Linked DNA regions of Homo sapiens: region 1 is linked to region 2. The links are chromatin loops, found by intact Hi-C in ENCODE. Cell type or tissue: heart left ventricle. All regions are shown on one strand. Links, peaks and the distances in the headings refer to the core of each region. The heading gives the core; the rest is flanking DNA. Region 1 has its middle 7.5 kb from the start of MIR12117. Region 2 has its middle 15 kb from the start of SPINK4.

Region 1 (5,377 bases), core at 141-5,140, 120 kb after region 2:
ACAAAGGAAACTACAGAATGGTCTTTCCATATGAGGCAGGGAAATGTATGAATAATTTAGTGCAGAAATTACTCTGTAATTGTTTCTGGGAGCAGATGCATGAGCAAAAAATTGAAGATGATTTTCCTTCTCTACATAGCCTGGGGCCAGGCCCCTGTTCTAAGCGTCCCCGCCCCACCCTGGGCTGAGGCCTTTGTTCAGAATGTTGGCCCTGTTGAGAGGACATGCTGGGTTGTCTTCTGGGAGGAGTTGCATTCCCCATAAGTCCCCCAGTCTTGGAAGGGTGATGCAGGGTTCCTCCCCTGGGGGAATGGTGGAGGCCTGAACTCTGTTCACAGGTGGTGGGAAATGGCATGGCTGTAGGAAGGTCTGAGAAGGCAGAATGGGAGCTCAACACAGGCTGGGGGGGCTTCTGGCAATTCTCTCAGGTTTAGAAAAATAGTTACAACATTTCTTGCCACTCTTTTGTGAGGGCAATTGAACTGTCAAGCCTCAAGACACTAAAGAATGGAAAGAATGCGGTAGGAGAGGAACACTGTCTTGGCTCTGGAGGGGCGAGATTCGCCTCTTGTGCCTGATCAGAGCTCGACAAGGGGGACCCCTTTTCTAGTAGATCTTTGACTCCAGAATCTAGGAGCCCTGTTGCAGAGGGAGGCCCTGACATCTGGATTTTGACACAGACCTGAGCCTGGAGCTGTTGGAAACTCATTTCTGGGACAGATGTGGAATGCTGGACAATCAAACGTCGCCGGGGCCTTTGGAGTGCTCCCTGTGTCCTGTTGCGGTGGCCACAGTGACTTTGGTCTCCCCTGATGACAGAAGCACAGGAGAAAGGCCAGCTCCATGGCCCAGCTCTTAGTTCCCACCTTCCTCCAAGGCGGGCCTGTGGGGCAGGGAGGGTGCAGGTGGACTCGTGAACCCCTCACCCGTGTTCACCCTCCATGAGCACACTCGGCGCTTTCCCACGTACCGTGTGTTGCTCCTTACAATAATTCCAGCATGGGAAACTTAGGCTCAGGGAGCTCACATGACTTGCACAAGGTCACACAGAGTTTGGGTCTGACACAGACCTCCTGAGTCCCAGGCTAGGGCTCTGGCCACTGGACCATGACCCAGCTCCTCATCCACACAGTGTGGGAGCAGGGCGATGGAGGCTGTGAGGTTCCTTGCCCCAGCCAGGGAAGCTGTGGCCTCAGCAGCACTGCCGAGAGAAGTACAGCCTGGATCCAGGGCTGGAGCCAAGAGCACCTTTGGGATGAGATTGTTTGTGTTTTGTTTTGTTTTCCCTTTACTGTTTTAGAGGACTTAGGAACCTAGTAAACTTGACAGCGACAGTTCCGTATACCAGGGGCATTGCATTGGTGTCACCACGGTCTGGGAGATGTACAGGAATGGTTAACACTGAAACAATCCATGAGGATGCAAGGAGGCCTGAGGCGTGGGGAAGAGGGAAGAAGGGAGACTCCTGAGGGCTGGGGATGCAAGTGGACCTGAAGACATGGGGTTTTCTGCCTCTGAGGCATCACTCTGGGCAGCAACAACCAGTTCCTGCTTCATGGACAACACAGCTTCTTAATCCTCCTGGACCTGCCCTGCCTGGGCCAACACCTGGTGCTCAGGAGGGCTCAGCACAGTGTCTGTCTGAAGACTGCGGGGACCCAGAAGTCCAGGTGGAGACCTAGGATTCCCCAATAAGGCCTAGATGCCTGCTTAGTTCTCCCTTTCTCTTCTGGGCACCTTTCCTCCCCGACTGTACACCCTCTTCCCAAGGGAGAGCAATTGCCACACTATTCCAAGACCCCCCTGTAAGTTCTCAGCCAAAGGCATTTTCCTAAGCAAAGCCAGGGGCTGTGGTTTGTTTTGATGACAAGCTGAATCAAGACTGCTAAAAAGCAGGCTGTTGGGTTTAACTTCATCAACTCCAAGCCTCAATGATTTGTGTTCCATGTGGTTTGCTCTGGATAGACACTGACCTAGTGACAATGAGACTATGGAATGGGGAGAGAAGAATTGCATGCTGAGGACAGGAGAAATCTTCCCCATGAACAATTTGTCTGTTGGGCATGACATCTCATATGTCAGCTTGGGCCATTCCTACCAGCTTGGAATGCTCTGTGTCTGACTCAGATGCTGTGTGTGTCTCAAGGGCGCTGGGCTTGGTGGCCTCTGTGAATTTGGCTGGCAGATCTTGGCCCTGCTGGCTCCCAGGATCCATGGGCACTCTTCCTGTCTTGGGTCTACCCTGTCGTGCAGGTTCACTGCCCACAACCTCCGGGAGACTGTTCCAAGGGTTTTCTTTGTGGGAGACAAGGCCTGCCAGGCCTTTCCCTGGCCCCTCTCCAACCCTGATGTCAGTACACATCCTAGCATACTGCTGGGAATGCCTCAATTTGAGGGAGTGCAATTAGTTGAGGGAACTGAGGAAGTGCTGTAATGGGAGTCTAGGGTTGACCCCTGGGTGACCAAGGCCAGAATGTCAAAGGCGTTTGAACCAGAGCAACTCCATCTTGAACTGGGGCTGGGTGAAATAAGGCTGAAACCTACTGGGCTGCATTCCCAGAAGGTTAGGCATTCTTAGTCACAGGATGAGACTGAAGGTTGGCATAGGATACAGGTCACAGACCGGGCGTGGTGGCTCACACTTGTAATCCCAGCACTCTGGGAGGCCGAGGCGGGTGGATCACTGGAGGTTAGGAGTTTGAGACCGGTCTGGCCAACATGGCGAAATGCCATCTCTACTAAAAATACAAAAATTAGGCATGGTGGTAGGCGCCTGTAATACCAGCTACTCGGGAGGCTGAGACAGGAGAATCGCTTGAACCTGGGAGGTGGAGGTTGCAGTGAGCCGAGATCACACCATTGCACTCCAGCCTGGGCAACAAGAGTGAAACTCCGTCTCAAAAAAAAAAAAAAAAAGATACAGGTCACAAAGACCCTGCTGATAAAACAGGATGCTGTAAAGAAGCCAACCAAAACCCACCAAAACCAAGATGGTGATGAAAGTGACCTCTGGTGTCCTTACCACTCACTATATGCTAATTATAATGCATTCGCATGCTAAAAGACACTCCCATTCCCATCAGTGCCACGACAGTTTAAAAATGCCATGGCAATGTCTGGAAGTTACCCTATACGGTCTAAAAAGGGGAGGAACCATCAGTTCTGGGGGAAATCCCCACCCCTTTCCCAGAAAACTCACGAATAATTCACCTCTTGTTTAGCATATAATCAAGAAATAACTATAAGTATACTCAGTCAAGCAGCCCACTCCGCTGTTCTGCCAGTGGAGTAGCCATTCTTTTATTCTTCTGCTTTCTTAATAAACTTGCTTTCGTTTTACTCCATGGACTTGCCCCAAGTTCTTTCTTGCACAAGATCCAAGAACCCTTTCTTGGGGTCTAGATTGGGATCCTTTTCCTGTAACAAGATCATCTCTCTACTCCCCATCTGGAAACGGGGTCAGGAGGCTACGAGGGCCTTTCCAAGCTGCCATTTTGTATTTCTAAGAAAACTCTTCAGCCTGATTATAGTTACTGCTAGGGTGCTAAAGACAGGACTCTTATCCTCCCTCAAGGTCTCAAAGCCAGAAACAAAGGTCTACTTTGTCAATCCAGGAAACTAGGGAAGGGAGGAATGGAGGAAGGGCAGTCCCTGGTAGTTCCGAGGGATCCCCCAGGGCATGGCCAAGAGGCCAAAGGGAACTAGGCCTCCTCTGCGTGTTTTCCTGGAAGGCTCTACTGCTTTTCCTTCTTCAGCTGGGTTCTACCCCTGAACCAAAGCCACAAAAACACAAAGTTCAGCTTAAAAAGTAAAACACAAAACTTGTCCCAAGAGTCTCTGGTGACCTAGTTCTGGTGACCAAATTCTGGCCTGAGGCTGACCCCAAGGGAACCTCAGAGCATCAGCCTCTCACAGCGCCCTGGGGGTATTCAGTCCTGAGTACCTTGGCTGTAAGGCCAGCCCCCTGCTGAAGTCCCCCTTGCCAGAGTCAACCAGAGGGCCACTCTTTTTCAAAGGGACTTGGTGGTCAGGTGCCAGCTGTACTTTACCAGAGAGGAGGGGAACCCAGTAGGAGCTTTAGGGCTATGGGCCAAGGAGACCCTGCCAACCTGGAAGGCAGTAATTATCTCCTCTGCAGGTATTCACAACATTTACTGGGTCACAGAGCACCTCCATAGCTTGGGAGGCCTGTTGCTCACCACAGCTTTGGGACGTGACATGGTGGTTGGCCAAATGTAAAGAGTATGGACTTTAGAGCCAGATACGTTTGGGTTTAAAGACTTGGCTTCAGGCCGGGCATGATGGCTCATGCCTGTAATTCCAGCATTTTGGGAGGCCGAGGCAGGCAGATCACCTGAGGTCAGGAGTTCGAGACCAGCGTGGCCAACTTGTTGAAACCCTGTCTGTCCTAAAAATACAAAAATTAGCCAGGCGTGGACTCTATCTCAAGACAAATAAAAAAATAATAAAGACTTGGCTTCACCACATAGTCACTGGGGAACTGTAGGCAAATTGCTTTTTTGTGGACATCCACAATTATCCCAGTACTGTTTATTGAAAAGCTGTTGTCCTTTCTCCACTGTACTTCAATGCCACCTTGGTCATAAAGCAACTGTCCTTTCCTGTGAGGGTCTGTCCCTGGACTCTATTCTAGTTCATGGCTTTATTTATCTATCGTTGTCCCACTACCATACTGTACCTTTTTACTGAAACTTGTTCTTTTTTTATTGAGTGTCTTGGCTCTTGCATTTCCATAAGAACTTTACAATCAGCCTCTCAAGAGCCACCAAAAAACCCCACCATAATCACCCCACTTTTTGAGATATTGATTGAAATGCTGGTAAGTTTATGGATCACTATAAGAGACCTGATATCTTTAAAACATCAAACCTTCAACGTATAAACAAGATAGAATCCTCTTTTGGTTTAGGTCTTCTTGCATTTCTTCACAGGGATCTTATACATTTTTATTATTTTTTCCCAGGTATTGTATATATTTTTACTCTTTTTTATTTTTTGAGACAGAGTCTTGCTCTGTCGTCCAGCGGGGAGTACAGTGGCATGATCTCGGCTCACCGCAACCTCCGCCTCCCAGGCCCAAGTGATTCTCCCACTTCAGCCTCCTGAGTACCTGGAACTACAGGCACATGCAACCATGCCTGGCTATTTTTTTCTATTTTCTGTGGAGACAGGCTTTCACCATGTTGCTCAGGCTGGTCTCGAACTCCTGGGCTCAAGTGATCCACCTGCCTTAGCTTCCCAAAGTGCTGGGATTATAGCCGTAAGCCATTGCGCCCAGTCTATTTTCACTATTTTTAAATAAATGATAGCCTTTTGAAACATATTTTTCTTTTGTTGCTCATATATGTAAACACAA
Region 2 (5,377 bases), core at 196-5,195:
GCCATAAAGTTCTCATAAGAGGGAGGAGGGAGAGTCAAAGAAGGAGCTGTGATGATGAAAGCAGAGTGGGGGGTGATGCAGGCCTGGATCCCAGGGTTAGAGGCAGCCTTAAGAAGCTGGCAAGGGCAAGGGACGTTTTCTCCCGTAGGGCCCCCAGAGGGAGAGCAAGCCTGTGCCCCATTTCTGACTCTGACCCCCGAGTGGAACAGAATGCATTGATGTTGTTTGAAGCCTCTGCGTTTGTGGTAATTTGTGACTGCAGCCATGGGGTGTGAATCCACAAGTTCTGTGACCTCAAGCAAATTCCTTAACCGGAGAGCCCACATTCCCTCATGGGGTGAGGGTGCCGTGGCTCATGCCTATAATCCCAGCATTTTTGGGAGGCTGAAGTGAGAGGATTGCTCGATCCCAGGAGTTTGTGATCAGCCTGGGCAATATAGCGAGATCTCGTCTTGACAAAAAATTGTAAAATTAGCCAGGCATGGTAGCACACGCCTCTAGTCCCAGGTATTTGGGTGGCTGAGGTGGGAGGATCGATTGAGCCTGGAGGTGGAGGCTGCAGTTAGCACCACTGCACTTCTGCCTGGCCTACAGAGTGAGACCCTGTCTCAAAAATGACAACAACAACAATAATAACGCCTACCTTGAAGTGTTGTATTAAAAAGTATATATTAGGGCTGGGTGCGGTGGCTCACACCTGTAATCTTAGCACTTTGGGAGGCCAAGGCGGGCATATCACTTGAGGTCAGGAGTTCGAAACCAGCCTAGCCAACATGGTGAAACCTCGTCTCTACTAAAAATACAAAAAAACATTAGCCTGGCATGGTGGCGGGTGCCTGTAATCCCAGCTACTCAGGAGGCTGAGGCAGGAGAATCGCTTGAACTCCGGAAGGGGAGGTTGCAGTGAGCTGAGATTGCGTCACCGCGCTCTAGCCTCGGTGACAGAGTAAGACTCTGTCTCCAAAAAAAAAAAAATTAAACGCCTGGCTCATAACAAAACTTAATACATGATGCCGTTATGAAAAGGAGGAAGAGAGAGGTGAGGAGAAACAGAAAGAGGAAGAGGGAAGAGAGAAGTTGGGTGGTGAAGCTACAGCCAGCCCCATGTTCTGGGCAGCTCCAGGCAATGCGGGGCCCATGGAAACCTGCCCATCTCTTCACCTGGCTTTCATTCATTTTGACTTCAGGACACTCTTATTCTCCTTAGAAGGGTCAGGGCCAACCTCTACTAATAGACCCCTATGAAAGCTTTCCCTACTGAATGAAGAACTGCAGTAAAAAACAGGTATAAGAGCCTGCCCCAGTATACGCCTCTGGCACTCCTGTGGCTCCACGCCACCAATGCACAGCAGCAGATTTGTCTTTCCGCCTTTTTAACTTTCCAGGCTTGACCAACAGTAGCCTATGCAGAAATGTGCAAGTCACAAGCTGAATCCTTCTTTTGTGAAGGAATTGAGCTGGTGACCTGAGAGAGCTGGGGTGTGTGTGTGTGTGTGTGTGTGTGTGTGTGTGTGTGTGATTTCCAATTGCCTCCAATTTCTCCACATTCTCAACATTTTAACATTCTAGTGAGTGTAAAGTGATATCTCATTGTGGTTTTAGCTTGCATTTTCCTGAAAACTAATAATGGTGGGCACTTTTTCCTGTACTATATAGCTACTTATATATCTCCGAATGTTGATTCACGACTTTTTGCCTATTTAGATAAGCTGGGTTGTTCATCTTTTTATTGCTGATACAAATACATTGTTGGTGGATGTGTAAAATGATACAACTTATTTGGAGAATTGTTTTTCGCAATTAAAAAAATTACACATCTATCCATGCTATGACCTTGCAATTCCATCCACAGTAAATAAAAAGCATATGTCTACACAAAGCCTTATTCGTAAATATTCATAGAAGCTTTATTTGTATTAGGCAATAAGTGGAAATGATCCAAATGTCAGTCAGTTGGTGCACAGATAGACCAACTGGAATACAGCTATGCAATAGAATACCACCTGGCAATAAAAGTGAATTAACTATTGATACGTGCTACAACATGACTGAATCGCTAAAACATTATGATTCCTGAAAGAAGGCAAACACAAAAGAGTATGCACTGTATAATTCTGTATAATTCCACATATGTAAGTTCTACAACAGGGGAAGCTAATTGTGGTGACAGAGGCGGATCAGTTGTTGCTTTCAGGGTAGGGCATGGGGAGAGTAGGAGGGAACCTTCTGGGGCAGTGGAAATACCGTATATATTATTTAGAGTAGGGATTACACTGGGGTATACAGTTGTCGAAAAATCATCAAATGAAGATCTGTGCATTTCATTGTATGTAAATGTTATCTTGTTAAAAACAAAACTGAATTATGCCACAAATTTGAAGTGCTACCACCAGGTGGCACTGATGCGTAATTTCCAAGAGTTCAACTGTAAAGTTTATGCAGTGACTAAGACTCATAAATCATTCTATTTGCAAGTGTTCTCAAAAGCATGTGGCATTGTTTTGTGGGTATTTTTCATTTCAAAAAATAATATTGTGCTGGAGGCCTCCTTCTGTTCCTTTCTTCTTTTTTCCCCCATTCAGCATTGTGGAGTTTTGGCGTTTTTTGCTCTTGTTTATTTGTTTTTTGTAGAGACAGGGTCTCACCATCTTGCTCAGGCTGGTTTCATACTCCTGGGCTCAAGCAACCCTTCTGTCTCAGCCTCCCAAAGTGTTGGGATTACAGGCTTGAGCCACTGCAACTGGACAGAACCATGTTTTAAAGATTTCTTGACCTTTTGTGTGTATCTAATTCATTGCTTGTTACTGTGGTAGAATATTCTGTAGTGTGCTTATGTCACATTTTACTTACATTCATTTCCCCAATGATGAATGCCTCATTGCATCCAGCTCTCCAGCCATCACAAATAACTTGGTGATAAAATATCCTCTTATGGCCAGGCACAGTAGTTCACGCCTATAATCCACCCCCCCCAGACTTTGGAAGGCCGAGGCGGGTGAATCACCTGAGGTCGGGAGTTCGAGACCAGCCTGACCAACATGGAGAAACCCTGTCTCTACTAAAAACACAAAATTAGCCGGGCATGGTGGTGCATACCTATAATCTCAGCTACTTGGGAGGTTGAGGCAGGAGAATCGCTTGAACCCACGAGGTGGAGGTTGCGGTGAGCCGAGATCGCACCATTGCACTTCAGCCTGGGCAACAAGAGCGAAACTTTGTCTCAAAAAAAAAAAAAAATCCTCTTACATGTCTCTTTATGGAGTTGTGTGAGAATCTCTTTAATTATATAGCCAGTAGTGGGATCCTCCCCATCCCTACTCATAATATTTATTTATTTGTAGCATTTTATCCCCTTCTACTTAATACATTTCCTCCAGAATTGGTCATTATCTTGGGTGAAATAAGCCAGTCCCAAAAAGACAAACGTAGCATGTTCTCACATATGTGGGAGCCAAAAAAAATGTGATTACATTGAGGTAAAGAGAGGAAATACGGAGAACAGAGACTGAGAAGAATGAATGGAAGAGATGGGGAAGGATGAAGAGAAGTGGGTTAAAGTGTACAAACAGTTAGATAGAAGGAATACATTCATTGCTTGATAGCAGAGTAGGGTGACTATAGTTAAACAAAAATGTACTGTACTTGGGTGATGGACAGCCTAAATACCTTGACTTGATCACTATGCATTATATATATATGTAACGAGATTTCACATGTACCCCATAAATTTTTACAATTTTTACAAATAAAAAGATGCATCATAAAAAATTTCCTTCAAAATCTTCATGCTAAAAGTTATTAAGTATATTTAAGCAATGTCCTAAACTTTTAAATTAAAGGGAATATTTGCTGTGAATCCTTTTACTTCTCTCTTTGCAAAATAGCAAGTGTTGTTTGAGATGTGTTTTAAATTTACAAAATAGTATTGCTGACTAAGATTTGGATGTCCTTTTTTTTTTTTTTTTCATTCTCAAAGGAGGTGACCAAATTGTTAATCTGGATTTTTTTATACTGAATAAATTTCTCTCAATTTTTTTGTGGTATAGCAACTGAATTTGTGCACCATTGTAAATTGTAAATTAAAGCTGATATTTAAAAACAACTTTTAAGGCAAAGTTTCTCAATGGTGACACTACTGACATTTGGGACCTAATAATTCTTTGTTGTAAGGGGCTGCCCTGTGCCTTGTAGGAGGTTTGGCAGCATCTCTGGCTACTACCCACTAGATGCCAGTAGCACCTCTTTTCAGTTGTGACAACCAAAAATGTCCCCAGACCTTGTCAAATGTCCAATGGGAGACCAAAATTCACTCCAGCTGAGAATGACTGTTTTAAGATAAATGAAGTCTGGGATTCACTGGGGTCTTTTTCTAGATGTTTCCTTTCTTTTAATCAGTTCATTTCAATCCCAATCTCGGCTATAGACTTGTATTACATGGCCCTTTAAAAAAACATCCTCCCCTGCTTTCTAGCTGGAATAAAGCTCCTCCTGGAGACACTTTATCTCCAGATACTTTCTGGAGTCCTTTGTCTTTTAGCAGACTGAGCATCAACAGGCTTCCATGTTCGCTTCTCTCTAGGTTTCCTAACCTCCCCCTCTCAGCCACTGCAGAGGTCAGAGGAGGAAGACAGAGTCAGAATTTCTCCTGTGCTCCCCTCCCAGAGGAACCCAGAAGAGCAGAGAGAGCCCCACAGCAGTGTGATAAGAACTCCAAAGAAGTGGGGCGTGGTGGCTCATACCTGTAATCCCAGCACTTTGGGAAGCCGAGGCAGGCAGATCACCAGAGGTTGAGAGTTTGAGACCAGCCTGGCCAACACGGTGAAACCCCGTCTCTACTAAAAACACAAATTAGCCGGGCGTGGTGGCGGGCTACTTGGGAGGCTGAGGCAGGAGAATTGCTTGAACCCGGGAGGCGGAGGTTGCAGTGAGCCGAGATCGTGTCATTGCACTCCAGCCTGGGTGACAGAGCGAGACTCCATCTTAAAAACAAACAAACGAACAACCACCACCCCCCAAACAAAACAAAATCTCAAAAACAAACAAACAAAAAACCCCCAAAACAAAACAAAACAAAACTCCAAAGTGGGACGACTCAGTCTGTGAAAGAAACATCCTCCTCTGCTTTTCAGTTCTGACATCCCTCTCCCCTCATCAAGTGTCTATTAATTCTCTAGACCTTTGTAACTTAATTATCTCCAAGACTCGAGTGAACACTAGAGTGCTCACTGTGCCCCTCACCTCTGTTCCTCGGCATCCTAGCCCCGCAAGGTGCTTCTCAAGAGGTATTCTCTATGGTCAACGAAGTGAGCGAAATGCTGCTCACTGGATCTCTCTCTGGGACACTGGCACTGACCACTAGTTTATTAAAGGCTGTGAG

The links. Hi-C counts contacts between places; a loop is a spot of excess contacts. Peaks named below come from ENCODE experiments on the same cell type or tissue, not always from the same donor. Only the 100,000 strongest peaks of a DNase experiment are listed, where the experiment ranks them.
Region 1: a loop joins it to region 2, with 3 times the contacts of the local background. A loop is called at or near these places in 6 of 110 quality-filtered maps.

Annotation. Positions count from the first base shown.
Region 1 is chr9:33,098,460-33,103,836 of GRCh38, reverse strand. No RefSeq gene overlaps it. Among named protein-coding and RNA genes, the nearest start is that of MIR12117, 7.5 kb to the left of the region's middle. In heart left ventricle, for the core only: no CTCF peak of the experiment used is centred there; a DNase peak (open chromatin) is centred at 2,295; H3K27ac peaks cover 402 bases.
Region 2 is chr9:33,222,809-33,228,185 of GRCh38, reverse strand. No RefSeq gene overlaps it. Among named protein-coding and RNA genes, the nearest start is that of SPINK4, 15 kb to the left of the region's middle. RefSeq lists an enhancer at 921-1,090. In heart left ventricle, for the core only: CTCF peaks have their summits at 2,390 (motif pointing right) and 4,223 (motif pointing right); a DNase peak (open chromatin) is centred at 915; H3K27ac peaks cover 180 bases.